Regions from separate parts of the Homo sapiens genome. Here region 1 is linked to region 2. Evidence: chromatin contacts called from ENCODE Hi-C or POLR2A ChIA-PET data. All regions are on one chromosome and are shown on one strand. Each heading gives the region's core, a stretch centred on a gene start or an enhancer-like site at or near the end of the contact. The rest is flanking DNA. Distances are from core to core; before and after follow the strand shown. Region 1 holds the start of ZNF80 (zinc finger protein 80). Region 2 overlaps DRD3 (dopamine receptor D3).

The links. A loop is a pair of places that touch in the nucleus more often than their neighbours do. ChIA-PET counts read pairs that join two places held with the same protein, here RNA polymerase II (POLR2A). Pooled maps may share reads with other maps.
Region 1: a map of CD4-positive, alpha-beta memory T cell shows a loop between it and region 2 (5-fold over the local background). The contact joins the promoter of ZNF80 here to the enhancer-like site in region 2. A Hi-C loop is called at or near these places in 2 of 168 maps with a recorded cell type or tissue (CD4-positive, alpha-beta memory T cell and CD8-positive, alpha-beta T cell), 2 of 37 single-sample maps with no recorded cell type and 8 of 50 pooled maps. POLR2A ChIA-PET finds 5 or more read pairs at or near these places in 3 of 52 experiments (GM10248, activated B cell and activated naive CD4-positive, alpha-beta T cell).

Annotation. Positions count from the first base shown.
Region 1 is chr3:114,235,195-114,242,652 of GRCh38, reverse strand. It overlaps ZNF80 (zinc finger protein 80), which reads left to right and starts at 5,075. Exons shown (of 1, transcript NM_007136.4): 1 at 5,075-7,458. The coding sequence starts at 5,579. The coding sequence ends at 6,400. RefSeq lists a promoter at 3,256-5,128.
Region 2 is chr3:114,148,865-114,155,984 of GRCh38, reverse strand. The region is part of intron 3 of DRD3 (dopamine receptor D3); the gene reads left to right. Among named protein-coding and RNA genes, the nearest start is that of DRD3, 27 kb to the left of the region's middle. RefSeq lists enhancers at 668-1,177, 1,178-1,687, 3,045-3,578. Within about 2 kb of position 3,369, at least 10 of the 41 ENCODE cell types and tissues checked have a DNase peak (open chromatin) inside an H3K27ac peak, as active enhancers do.

The DNA.
Region 1 (7,458 bases), core at 3,826-6,325, 85 kb before region 2:
TTCAATGGGAATTCTGCTCTTGAGAACTTATAGTTTGATGAGAGAGTCAGGCTGCACAAATAGTTAGCTGTATCACCAGGAAGAAAGTGATGGCATGAGATAAAGGATAAAGGACTAGGGAGATACAAGGGAGAATGTATTTCTAACATGAAGAATCATGGCCAGGCACGGTGGCTTATGCCTGTAATCCCAGCACTTTGGGAGGCCAAGGTGGGTGGATCACCTGAGGTCAGGAGTTCAAGACCAGCCTGACCAACATGGTGAAACCCCGTCTCTACTAAAAATACAAAAACTAGTCGGGCATGGTCCATGCACCTGTAGTCCCAGCTACTCAGGAGGCTGAGAGAGGAGAATCACTTGAACCCAGGAGGCAAGGAGGCAGAGGTTGCAGTGAACCGAGATCATACCACTGTACTCCAGCCCGGGTGACAGAGAGAGACTTCATCTCAAAAAAAAAAAAAAAAAAAAAAAAAAAAAAAAAAAAAAAAAGAATCAAGGAGAATCCATGTTTTTAGAGGCAAAGACATTTTAGTTGGGCCTATCCTAATGACCTCATTTTAACTTGATCGTCTGCAAAGATTCTGTTTCCAAATAAGGTCACATGCTCATGTACTGGAGGTTAGGACTTCATCCTTTTGGAGGGATCAATTCAACCCAAAGTGGTAAGTATGTATATCTTCTGGAAATGTGACACTATGTTCTAAGGGGCTATACTATTGGAGTCATAGGGTAAGGCCACAATTGTGTGAATGAAGGTGGATTCTCTACTGAAGGAAGAAGATAATATACTGATTAGGCATCTTTGTAAAATATGGAAACAGAAAATGGGGAATACAGGCCTGGATTGGGGTTAGTTCCTCTGTCTGGACTTTGACTTCGGCCTAGACACTGTGGAATTGAGGCATGTGTGAGATGTTTCTGGGTGGTAGAGAAAAACTGGCCTCTTCCTAAAATGGTGGTGAAGAGAATGGGCTCTGAGCAGAAGGGAGCTGTATGGAGGCCAGCTGAATGGACTGGGAACTGAGGACTCCAAGAACAGCCCTATCTAGTAGCCAGTTGTTATTCTTTATATGAACGTCCCTCTGTGATCCCCAGCCCTAAGAAAAGTCTTGTTAAAGCCACAGTTTGGTCTAACACTAGAGAGTTTATGTTCATGCCTGGATTACAGTGATAAGGGGAAGTCCATGGGTGTGTCCAAGGACCAAAAATTGCAGGTGAGAGTCTATAGTCACATTGGTTAAGTCATCCACAGGATTCCTTGTGAGAAACCCCCTGAGAATTTCCAGAGAGCAGACTCTGGGCATTGTTACTGATATGATCTAATTCGTACCAACTTTTTGCTGAGATAGTCACATTACTTACAAGCTTTGCTACTGACAGCTCAAATGAGAGAAATTTTTTTTATCATTTTTAGGAGCTGTTTTATATCATTAAAACCATATGCTGAAAGACAAATTCATTAAAGAAAAAAATAGACATTTCCAAGAAATAAAACTAATGCATTTTGTAACCGCCCACATGATCATGGTTAGATTGCATGTATTTAGTGATCAGCTTTCTTTAACTCTTTTTTTTTTCTCAAGACAGAGTCTTGCTCTGTTGCCCAGGCTGGAGTGCAGTGGCACCATCTTAGCTCACTGCAACCTCCGACTCCCAGATTCAAGTAATTCTCCTGCCTCACCCTCTTGAATAGCTGGGATTACAGGCACGTACCACCACGCCCAGCTAATTTTTGTATTTTTAGGAGAGATTGGGTTTCGCCATGTTGGCCAGGCTGGTCTCAAACTCCTGACCTTGTGAACCGCCTGCCTTGGCCTCCCAAAGTGCTAGAATTACAGGCCTGAGCCACCGCGCCCAGCTCTTTAACTCTTAAAAATAAGCACAACAGAGACCAGGAATGACACTTTGAGAACCACTGCTGGAGAGAACTTCACCATCAAATGTGCAGCGTCCTAAGAATGATGAAGGCACTGTCCCTGGCAAGACAGTTCAGAACCGATTCAGAAGAGCTCATGCATAGCAGCCTAAGTCATTGCCATCCACTATTGCCTCCCATCTTGGGGAGACTCTTGCTGTCTGGATAACACAGCTGAGCCTTCTGCCTTGTATTGTGACTGTACTGATTTGTTCCAAATACTTTGGGTGAGAAAACTCTGTTGGATTTTTCAGTTAGCATGTCTGCCTGCTCTTTTATTTCTCTGACCCCAATATTTATATCTTATAAAACTAATCAAGCTGGTGATACCAGTAAAATTTCACACTACACACATTCTTAATTATGAAACATTAGAAGAATTTTTTTTAATCAGCAAAATGAAAATGGCATTTGATAGCACCTCTTCTTTTCAATATAGTAGATAGAGGTTCTGGCCAGCACAGAAGAAAGAAAAATAAAACAAAGTATAAGTATTTGCTAAAAGTCAACGTGCCAGGCCACCTCACTGGGAGAACTGCAATATCAGCGTCTTTGGGTCTCTCCTCTTGAGCTGATTAGATTCTGAGAGAGGAACATTCCAAACAGCTGCTATGACGAGCAAAGAGGGGTGGAGTGAGGGGTCCATATGTCAGTGACCATCAGTTCTCTTCTTCAGTATTCGCCAGAACTGTCCAATTTGCTTCTCATTCCCTGGTTCCAAGATCCTCTCTTCACTTTAAAAACCAGCTGCATTTTGGGAAGGGGAGGGCAGTGGATCAGGGTCTTGCTCAAAGCTCAAGCCACTGCCACCAATCTCCATATGATGGCTTCCACTCCTCACCAGCTCCAGAGCGATTTGGTGCTGTTACACCCTTCATTTTTGAGGATTCTGCAACATAAACTGTGATGCTTCCCTGGCTCCCCTGGGAGAAGTACTGGACGGCAGCAGTCCCAGGCGGCTGAACAATGTTGTATTCTGTGTAGCGGCCATCCTCTTTCCTGAACTCTCTCCAGGTGTTTGCTAATGTGAGCATTCTGGAACACATTTCCTGGTACATGTGGGAAAGCTTTGTTTTGGAAAGACCTTTAGGACATAGGACCAAACTTTTCCAAAGTGATTTTACTAATTACAGAACCATCCACAACATAAAAGAGATCCTGAATTTCCATGTCTTCTCCACACTGAGTATTTTGACTGGATTGACTTTAATGGCCAGCCCCTTGGTACAGTTTATCGTGGGGTCAGCGGGTAAAATTAAGTGATAAGTGGGACACACTCTCTCCACGCCCTGCATGAACAGGTTCCTTACATGTATGTTCTTATGTGCACGTTTGTGCGCAAGCTTGCAGGTCGCCCCGACCCAACCGGCATCAACTTCCATTTAGAATAATTGAGGGTTAAATTCCCAGGAATTAAAAAATGAAACTGAGGCCTCTGAGACTTGTAGTTCGGCTGGCGGAGGCTGCACGCGGCTCTCTGGTATCTGTAGTCGGAAGTACTCTCTGCATATGCGGATGCAGGTGCCGCGTGGCTTTTGTCTTGCTCCATTGCAGCGACATCCGAGGCAGTGGTGCAGGACATGTCCATGATCTTAACCTGGAAGAAGTGGGAGCAGCTGGACCAGCCCCAGAGGACCCCGTACTGGGAGGTGACACCAGAGACCTGCAGACCACTCGTCACGGGGGCATGCAAACCACAGTTGACCTACTAGCTGAAGCAGTGATAAAAGAGCAGAAAATACCTTTGCTAAAGCTGCTGTCCAGGTGACAAAGTAAAAGCCAAAGCCAGCCAGCCTTGTCCTAGGGAGCCTTGCTCCTGGAAAGACTAACTCAGGGAGCCAGAAGTTCCTCCAGGTTGAGGTGAGTGAGGGAAAGAGTGGTTGTGAGAGGTGACAGCGTGCTGGCAGTCCTCACAGCCCTCGCTCGCTCTCGGCGCCTCCTCTGCCTGGGCTCCCACTTTGGCGGCACTTGAGGAGCCCTTCAGCCCACTGCTGCACTGTGGGAGCCCCTTTCTGGGCTGGCCAAGGCCGGAGCCGGCTCCCTCAGCTTGCAGGGAGGTGTGGAGGGAGAGGAAAGAGCGGGAACCCGGGCTGCACGCGGCACTTGCGGGCCAGTTGGAGTTCAGAGTGGGCATGGGCTTGGCGGGCCCCACACTCGGAGCAGCCGGCCGGCCCTGCCGGCCCCAGGCAATGAGGGGCTTAGCACCCGGGCCAGCGGCTGCGGAGGGTGTACTGGGTCCCCCAGCAGTGCCAGCCCACCGGCGCTGCACTCGATTTCTTGCTGGGCCTTAGCTGCCTTCCCGTGGGGCAGGGCTCGGGACCTGCAGCCCGCCATGCCTGAGCCTCCCACCCCCTCCGTGGGCTCCTGTACGGCCCGATCCTCCCCGATGAGCGCCGCCCCCTGCTCCACGGCACCCAGTCCCATCGACCACCCAAGGGCTGAGGAGTGCGGGTGCATGGCGCAGGACTGGCAGGCAGCTCCACCTGCAGCCCCGGTGCGGGATCCACTGGGTGAAGCCAGCTGGGCTTCTGAGTCTGGTGGGGACATGGAGAACCTTTATGTGTAGCTCAGGGATTGTAAATACACCAATCAGCACCCTGTGTCTAGCTCAGGGTTTGTGAATGCACCAATGGACACTCTGTACCTAGCTACTCTGGTGGGGCCTTGGAGAACCTTTATGTCTAGCTCAGGGATTGTAAATACACTGATCAGCACTCTGTATCTAGCTCAAGGTTTGTAAACACACCAATCAGCACCCTGTGTCTAGCTCAGGGTTTGTGAATGCACCAATCTACACTCTGTATCTAGCTACTCTGGTGGGGCCTTGGAGAACCTTTATGTCTAGCTCAGGGATTGTAAATACACCAATCGGCACTCTGTATCTAGCTCAAGGTTTGTAAACACACCAATCAGCACCCTGTGTCTAGCTCAGGGTTTGTGAATGCACCAATGGACACTCTGTATCTAGCTACTCTGGTGGGGACTTAGAGAACCTTTATGTCCACACTCTGTGTCTAGCTAATCTAGTGGGGACGTGGAGAACCTTTGTGTCTAGCTCAGGAATTGTAAACACACCAATCAGCGCCCTGTCAAAACAGACCAGGCCTCTACCAATCAGCAGGATGTGGGTGGGGCCAGATAAGAGAATGAAAGCAGGCTGCCGGAGCCAGCAGTGGCAACCCGCTGGGGTCCCTTTCCACACTGTGGAAGCTTTGTTCTTTCGCTCTTTGCAATAAATCTTGCTACTTCTCACTCTTTGGGTCCACACTGCTTTTACCAGCTGTAACACTCACCGCAAACGTCTGCAGCTTCACTCCTGAAGCCAGCGAGACCACGAGCCCACCGGGAGGAACGAACAACTCCAGACGCGCCGCCTTAAGCCTTAAGAGCTGTAACACTCACCACGAAGGTCTGCAGCTTCACTCCTGAGCCAGCGAGACCACGAACCCGCCAGAAGGAAGAAACTCCGAACACATCCGAACATCAGAAGGAACAAACTCTAGACGCGCCACCTTAAGAGCTGTAACACTCACCACAAGGGTCCGCGGCTTCATTCTTGAAGTCAGTGAGACCAAGAACCCACCAATTCCGGACACAGTTGGAAATGCAGAAGGGCACTTGAGTTTGGCTGCAGTCTCCCACACGGAGACCTTCTGGAGGAAGATGAGCCCTAAACGCGATGGGTTGGGGACAGGTGATGGTCTGCACTCACAGGTTTTACAGGAGCAGGTCTCCACAGGAGACAATCTCCATGAATGTGACTCCCAGGGACCAAGTAAAGACACTTTGGTTCGTGAGGGGAAGACCTACAAATGCAAGGAATGTGGGAGCGTGTTTAACAAAAACAGCCTCCTTGTTCGACATCAGCAGATTCACACTGGGGTGAAGCCTTATGAATGCCAGGAGTGTGGAAAAGCCTTTCCTGAAAAGGTCGACTTCGTTCGACCCATGAGGATTCACACAGGGGAGAAGCCCTGTAAGTGCGTGGAGTGCGGGAAGGTCTTCAACCGCAGGTCGCACCTCCTGTGCTACCGCCAGATTCACACTGGAGAGAAGCCCTATGAGTGCAGCGAGTGTGGAAAGACCTTCAGCTATCACTCTGTCTTCATCCAGCATCGTGTGACCCACACTGGAGAAAAACTCTTTGGGTGCAAAGAATGTGGAAAAACCTTTTACTACAACTCTTCCTTAACCCGGCACATGAAGATTCACACTGGAGAGAAGCCCTGCAAGTGCAGTGAGTGCGGGAAGACCTTCACCTACCGCTCTGTTTTCTTCCGACATAGTATGACCCACACTGCAGGAAAGCCCTACGAGTGCAAAGAATGTGGGAAAGGTTTTTACTACAGCTATTCCCTCACTCGACATACAAGGAGTCACACTGGAGAGAAACCTTATGAGTGCCTTGAACATAGAAAGGACTTTGGCTACCACTCTGCTTTTGCCCAACAGAGTAAGATCCACTCTGGAGGAAAAAACCTTTGAGTGCAAATGATGTGGGAATTTGTGGGTTTTCTTTTTTTTTTTTTCTTTGATACATAGAGAGCCACACTGAGGAGAAGCACTCTGAATTCAGTGGCAGTAGGAAAGCTGTGACCTGCAGCTCATCCTCACTTGGCATTGAAGAATTCCTTCCAGAGATAAACTCTATGAGATATGTGGGAAGGCCTTTTGCAAGTGGGCCCACATCAGTCAACGTCAGAGAACTTAAACTGCGAAAAGACATTTTGACAAAAACTAGTGAAGAAAATCTTTTGGCCACAGGAAATATCTTCCTCAGCATCTGAGAATTTTTCCAGGAGGGAGACCTGTTGGTTATTGTGCACTTAAAAGAACCACCCACACCTCTCTCCATAGTTTATATCACTAAGCCACTTCAGGATTTTTTTTTTTTAAGTAAGAAGGGAACTGTAAAAGAGAAAAAAAGAAATTCATGCATAGCTTCTGTCAGACTTCTCTGAAAGCCATGCCTATCAAAATTTGAATTCAGTTCTTCATTTTGCAGATGGCTGAAAGGTACAAAGGCCTTGCCTCGTTATTTGTCCTTTATATGTATTCACTCCTGTCTACAGGAGAATTGTCCTCTGTAAAGATTAACTCTGTAAAGATTTATTGAATGCATTCTTTGTTCTAAAACATTGTACTCCTGAGGAATGTAAGTCTTTGTGAGAAATATGAACGCTTAAGTAATGGAATATGTGAAACTTGTAAGAACGTAGAATATAAAAATACTGCCATATAAAATCCTTTCATATCTGAGGAGGTAAGTAACCACATTGAATGGGCATATTTTGCTACATCATTTAAGACTACTTAAGGCTTTAATTTAACAAAAAACAATTCTTCATGTGGTTTTGAACACCCAGTGCTCAATATACTTGTTTGTTTTGATTTATTTTCTCAGGGACGAGAGAATGATGGTGAAGCTGTGTTGCTTTCCCAGGTGAGCCTTGATTATTTCCTCTGTGCTTTCTCAGCTTCTTTGGCCTTCTGTAAGAGGGGCTTCTCCAAGAGCATGTCACTAGTTTTCTAGAAGTTAAACA
Region 2 (7,120 bases), core at 2,120-4,619:
GAGCTATGAGATGGATGGATGATATTATTGGGAGAAGGAGAAGAGGCGGAAGGGGAAGTGGGAGGGAGAGAACTCCAAGGAGGAAAGGGAGGAGGCTTTTGACTTTTGGGAGGAGGCTTTCGGAAAGGACGTCAGAGAATGGGAGAGGGTTCGCTTTGTGAAGAGGGAGAACTGTGTAAAGAGAGCCCCCTCAGCCCTCGTAGTTCCTGAGCCTCCTCTCTTCCCTCTTGAGAGTGTGCCTATACACTCCACCCACCTATATTCTTATGCACTTAGGGCTGTGGGTGAGGTTGTGCAGGTTGTTCCCTGCGCAAGGGTGTGGAAATGAAATTCAGCTATCACTCCCTTTTCCAAGCCTAGAGTTGGCCAGAAGAGGGTGCTTTTCTACGATTTGCCAGCCAGGAGAGGGCGCCTTTCTTTAATTTGCACAAGAGCACCATTTTGCGGCCAGCAGCCATGCCTAAAACACACCTCTAGTTTTTACCACTTAAAACGCAACCAACAAGAGTAACTTTGAATTGGCTTCTGTCCCATATAGGAAAACTCCGAGAATACACAGCACTTACCTACCTGAAGGGACCAGCCATGCCTTAGATCCCAAGCGAAAACGAAGCTCCCTTCTTGGCTCATAGTTCTATATGGGCCAATGAATTCTCACCAAGCCTCAAAATGGAGCCCCCTCCTATTCTAGAAATGAAAACAGGCCTTGGAAAAGCTGGGTTCATTATTCTTCACAGCAGTTTGCATTACATTCTGTTCATGTGATGACAAATAGCTGGTCAATTCATTAAAAATGCAGTCATTCACGCAGACCTTTGGTCTTCACACAATGCCAGTCACCAATCTGACAAACTTAACCAAATGGATTCAGTATTTTTTGGTCATGAAGCCCTGATCTATAATAATGCTGTGGAAAGAGATATGAAAGAAAAGGAAATGATAAAAGGGTTTTTGAAAGCAAGTAATACTATTGTCATTAGATTCTTAGGCATAGCTCTGATGCTTGGATTAATGCTGCCATTTCGTTTTTAAAAAGCAGAGTGGGAAGTCCTCGGAGCACAAGCCCCCACTCCTTTAGCTCCTTGCCTCCCCAGGGAGCCAGCCCTCCTCCCATCACATCCTGGGTCCAAACTAACTCAGGGAGAGGGCTGAGAATGTGTCAGAAGAGGAGGACACGACCAAGTGGTGAGAATTAGAGTCCTCCGAGAGGAGCCCAGGAATAATGCAGCCAAATTCATTCACCAGGGAGTTCTTTAAGTGGCTCTCAAATGGCACCCATCACACAGGCAAGCCTCCGCGTCTTTGCAGCGAGCACAATAGGTACCAGATGAGTCACAGGCACCTTGGATTTTTAGTTTGCATCTAAATAAGCACTTTATATTTGCAAAAGGCTTTCCAGTCATTTGCAAAAAGCTTTCTCCTTCAACAACTCCAGGAGGGGAGTCCACAGAACTAAAGATATATTGAGCCCCCTGTCTGACCAAATAAAAGATGGTGAAAAGCAGCCCTCACAGAACTCTGGGGCTCATTAAACCCAGGCGGGGAGTTAGAGTCAGGCCTTCCCACCCAGGCTGGCCTCTTTCCTCCTGGACTGCTAGCTTCCTAAAGAGCAACCCTTGTCAGCACACACACACACATACACACACACACACACACACATCTCCCACCCTGGGACAGGGCTCTGAGATTGAAATCAAATTCTGCAAGGTACTGAGACCTTCAGTAAGTGACCAACCATATAGATCCTGCTCATAGGACCGGAAGTCAGAAGGGGCAACATCCTGCTCATAGAACCAGAAGTCAGAAGGGGCATCACAGTTATCTCATTTAAGTGGAAATGCTAAATGCTTGCATGAAGTGCTGCAGCCTCTTAGCACAGGTGTGGGACTAGAAATGGAATCTCCTGACTTTCCACCAGCACTCTATTACAATAAGTGACACCTTCATTGGTGAAGGTGAGGATGGGGCACCTATGTCTTCAATGCCCTGGCTACCTCTATGCTAATGCTAACTTACATGAGTCTGGAAGCAACAATAATAAAAATAGTTAACATTTATTTAGCATGTACTATGTGCCAGACACTAAGAACTCTTCATTCATTATTGCTAACCTTCACGACAACCCAGAGAGAGAGATGTAATACCCTCACTATATAAATAAAGGTGCTGAGACTAGAATGGGTAGGTGAGCTTGCCGAGATCACACAACTGGGTGGTGCAAGAGTAAGGATTCAGGCAGCCTCTGTCTATTACAGCACACTCCCTTACTCAGAGATGCTGAGGTGCGAGTCTGGCTCTGGGCTCCCTAGCTATAGAGTCACACTGCCTGGCTAAAAATCCAGGCTCTACAGTTTAATAGCAATGTGACCTTGGGCAAGTCAATTAACCTGTCAGAGCCTCAGTTCTCTTATCTGTTTAGTGGAGATAATAACAACTACCTCAAAGGGTTGTTAGGAGGATTAAATGAATTAATATTCGTAAAGCACTTCAAATAGTGCCTGTCACATAGAAAGTGTCATGTACATTTTTGGTGGATAAATAAACAAATTTAATATTACCTGATATCAGGAGGAAGGGGAAGACAACCATAAACTCACTGATATGAACAATCACTGATCCCTTGAGCTAGCACAATAATTATGACAACAATAACAATAATAATACCGTCTTTTGAATGTTTAGTATTAATCACTGGGCACTGTGACTTAAAAAAAAAAAAGGTTTACAGAGAAAATATCATTCAATATTCATTACAGCCTTTTCGGGCAGAAATTATTATCCCCATTGTACAGATGAGAAAATTGGATCTTAGAAAAAACAAACCACTGGCCCATGGCTACACAGTTCAGTGGCAGAGCCGGGATTCAGAGCTGATCAGTCCGTTTCTCATGCCCGCGGACTTAATCACCAAGCACACTGCCAGTGCTGGGGTCAGCGGAGTCATCCACACCAGAAACGGCCCAGGGAGCTAAGAGCTCAGACACAAGGGGAGGGTCCCTGGCTCAGGGTCTGCAGGGGCGGCGCGCACAGTGCGAGGCTGGCAGGTCCGGACCTGGGAATACCGCCGCGAGCGCAGCGGCCAGATGTTCAGAGGTGGCCCTGGGCCAAGCCTCTCTCTCCCGGCCAAGCCCAGCCCAGCCCTCCGGGTGCTTTGGCGCGGCCCTCGCCTGCAGTCGGTCACGTGCAATCGCTCCGAGAGGAAGTCAGAGGCTAAGCGGTCGGCCTGGGTGGGAATGCAGGGTCCCTGCAGGGTTCCAGGAAGCAGGGCGCCGGGCTTTCCCTCTCTGCCTCCCCACAGAGCCTGGAGAGCCCCCAGGTGAGCAGTGAACTTCTCACCCCAGCCGTGCTGGCAGAGTTCTTGCTGCATTATAGTGCCCTCCGATGGCCAATTCCGGTACAGCCTCCCTGTCGCAGTCGGCTTATGACAAGCGGGGGCCTCATTTATTCTAACAGTTTAATCATGTTTAAAAAAGAGCAAGAAAAAAATTACTGTAACAGTGTTAAATTGTAGTCTTGTCTCTTACTTCTTATCCAAGTGAACAAAAATCTTTGTCACAGAAGTTTTCCCTAATGCAGACTTTCTCAAAACCTGTCTAATCATAAGATGCACTTGCTTGTTAAAAATACACATTTCTGTTCTCACTGATATGTGGGAGCTAAGCTATGAGGATGCAAAGGCATAAGAATGATACAATGGACTTTTGGGACTTGGGGGAAGAATCCCCAAGGAGGGGGATTCGAGAGAGGACTTGCATCAGATGAAGGGGAGTGGGGTGAGGGATAAAAGACTACAAATATGGTACAGTGTATACTGCTTGGGTGATGGGTGCACCAGGATCTCGCGAATCACCACGAAGAACTTATGTAACCAAATACTACCTGTACCCCAATAACTTATCGAAAAATAAAATAATTTCAAAAAAGAAGAAACAAAAATGCACATTTCTGGGTTCCACTTCAGAAGTACTAAATCAAAATCTCCAGAAACTAAGCCTGATATTCTGCATTTTAACAGGACCCCCAGGCAATTAACAGAATCGAGCGAATTGAGGAAACTCAGTTGTGGGCGCACGCAGTGCTCTGCAAGCGGTAACCACCCTTGCCATGCTGACTTCACTGAGGAAGCCCTTGTCCCCCACAAGAACTCAGAGAGCTGTCGATGCCCTCGAGAGGGAGGAGGGCACTCAGGAGAAACACACCTCAGAGGTGGGAGACATGGCTCTGCCACAATTTGCTGCAGAACCTTGGGCTCATAACTGACATCCTTGCATCTCTGCTTCCTCCTTTATGGGATAGAGCCAGGGTTCCCTACACTTGTTGGCCCACTTCATTAATGGAGCCTCCAGGGAGTTGCTGAACATTATAGCATATTTAGGAAAGTATATAACTCTCAGTGGTCTGCTGAAGCCGGCTTATCATGGCTAGCGAGAGCTGATTGGCAAAATTTTAGAAACTTTTTGCATCAGTTATTAAAGCTTTGGTGGTAGCTTAAAATAGGCCATGGTGGGAGTATTGACACCACAGAAATTGGCAAATAATACAAATTAGGGCTTTTTGTAAACTACAGAGCCTGTTGTTAGCCATTTACCAGCACACCACTGAATACACAGAAGGGTCAGGCTCTTTTACATCAAAGGACATTATGCAAGTGGAAGGCCTGGAGAAAGTGAGTTACAGTATTCCTTCCCCTCGCTGTTCAGTCATGGCAGCAGCAGGACTCAAGGCTCAGCCCCTCCTCCAAGGTGCCTCATAGTTACCACTAACAGCGAGGCCCTTGTAGACATATTGTACTAGAAGCCCCCGGCAGAGTCTAAAGCTCTGAGGAGAGTCAGAGGCCTAGAGAAACACCAGCTGCTACTTGACCTGCTCTTGTATAAACCAAGGAGGGGATTTAAGAGAGGACTTGCATCAGATGAAGGGAACTAGGTTGTTGTAGCCTCCCAAGAAGTGGGTAGCAGGATCTTAATTTGACTTTATCAAATTTTTCCCTTTTGAGAAAGAAGCCACCTTTGTCATACAGCATGGTGTCAAGGCCAAGTCCTGCACAGTTTACCTTCATCTCAGAACTCACAGCTAACTGTAATCTGCCCTTCTGGGAATGCAAATGTTACTACTCTACAACAAGATGCACAAGAGGCAGATTCGGGCAGTGCTGGCGCATAGGAGCAGGGGAAACACACAGGAGGAGCCTCAGGAAGCCTTGCCCGATCCCTTCGAGCCCAGCATCTGTCCTTCCTTTCCTTAATCCCAGGCCTTGAGGTGCACAACAAGGGTTAAGGAGGCTCCAGGTTCCTTGGAAACTGACAAGACAAAAAATGTTGAGCCATTGGTAGATCCAGCTTATACCTTAGATCCCTGAGCCTGGCCAGGATTAGAAGGGAAGGAAGCCTTCCCCTCTTACAGGAAAGGAGGCCTTCGTGACCCATGAGGCAGACAGTTAACAGTTTCTTATTACTTTCTTTGTACAAGGACCTATGGAAAATATCAAGGTTGTAAGAAGATTTGATCCTGAAGTAACTAAAATTATATGGAGCTCTCTCTCTCCAGCCACGAGGCAAATTCAGTCATGAGGCAAGACAGCTGCATGCAGGAGGGCATTGTAATTGATTTGCATAGAAGTGCTAAGAGTTCATAGTTAGAAGTCTCTGTACATGATGGAAAGAAGTGGGAAGGTGGCTGGAAAGTTCATCTGAGATTAATGGAGGGCAAGATTGAGTTGCCCAGGGAGGAAGAAGGAATGATTAATTGAACAAAGACACCAGTCTCTGACTATTGAAGAGTACTCATTACCAGGCCAGTGTGGCTGGAGCTGTGAGTGTCAGGATCAGTGGGAGGTCAGATTGGCAACGTAAGTTGAGGTCATGTTGGAGAAGGCTGAGCTTGGTTTATAGGTGAAAGAGGAGCCATCAACAGTGTATTCATTTTCTATTGCTGTGGAACAAATTATCACATATTTAGAGGCTTGAACTGTACCCATTTTTATCTTGCAGAGTCTGTAAGTCAGCACTGTGTACACAGTGTAGGTAGGTTCTCTTCTCAGGATCTCACAGGGCTGAAATCAAGGTGTAGACTGGGTTGTGTTCTCATCTGGAGCCTGAGGTCCTCATCCACACTCACTCAGGTTGTTAGGAGTATTCAGTTCCTTGCAGTTGCAGGACTGAGGTCTCTACTTTCTAGCTGACTGTCAACCAGTGCTGTTCTCAGCTCCTGTAAGCCTTTTGCCATCTCCTAAAAAATGACCCTCTCCAAAACATAGCAGTTTGCTCCTTCAAGGCCAAAAGGATAATTTCTCAGTCCCCTTTAAGGGCTCACCTAATTAGGTCAGGCCCACTCAAGATAATCTCCCTTTTGATTAACTTAACCTCAACTGATCAGTAATCTGATCACAGGAGTGATATTGCATTATAGTCACAGGTTCAGCCTACACTCAACGGAGGGGATTATACGTGGCAGAAATCTTGGGGCCATCCTAGAGTCCTGCCTATCTCAGATAATTTTCAGGTGGGGAGATGGGGAGACGTGATGAAATTTATTTTTGGAACCTGGCAGCAGGAGACCAACGAGGAGGCTGTAGCCATCATAGAAATCAGGTAGCAGGAAAGGGATAGGTGGATAAATAAATGGGGAAGATATTGCAATGGATAAATTTACAGGACCTGGAATGTTCCTCCCCCGTCTGACCTCATGGCTGGCTCCCTCTCGTATCACTCACTTCCCTGCTCACTCTGTGTTAGTTTTACCTCCTCCCTGGTTCTCTAACACATCACCCAGTGTATTTCTTTCATGGTACTCTTCATTTTATATTAACATATTTGTTTCCTTTTTTATTGTTCATTCACTCCACTTAACTCTAAGCTCAAAGAGAACAGGGACAATGTGCCTTTTGCACACCTCTGAATACCTGGAATGAGGCCTGGCGTATAGTTGGGACTCAATAAATATTGAATAAAGATTAAATGAATAAATGACCAAGGCTGAGCACAGTGCCTCACACCTATAATCCTAGCACTTTGGGAGGCCGAGGCAGGTGGATTGCCTGAGTTCAGGAGTTCGAGACCAGCCTGGGCAACATGATGAAACCCCATCTCTGCTAAAATACAAAAAATTAGCCAGGCATGTT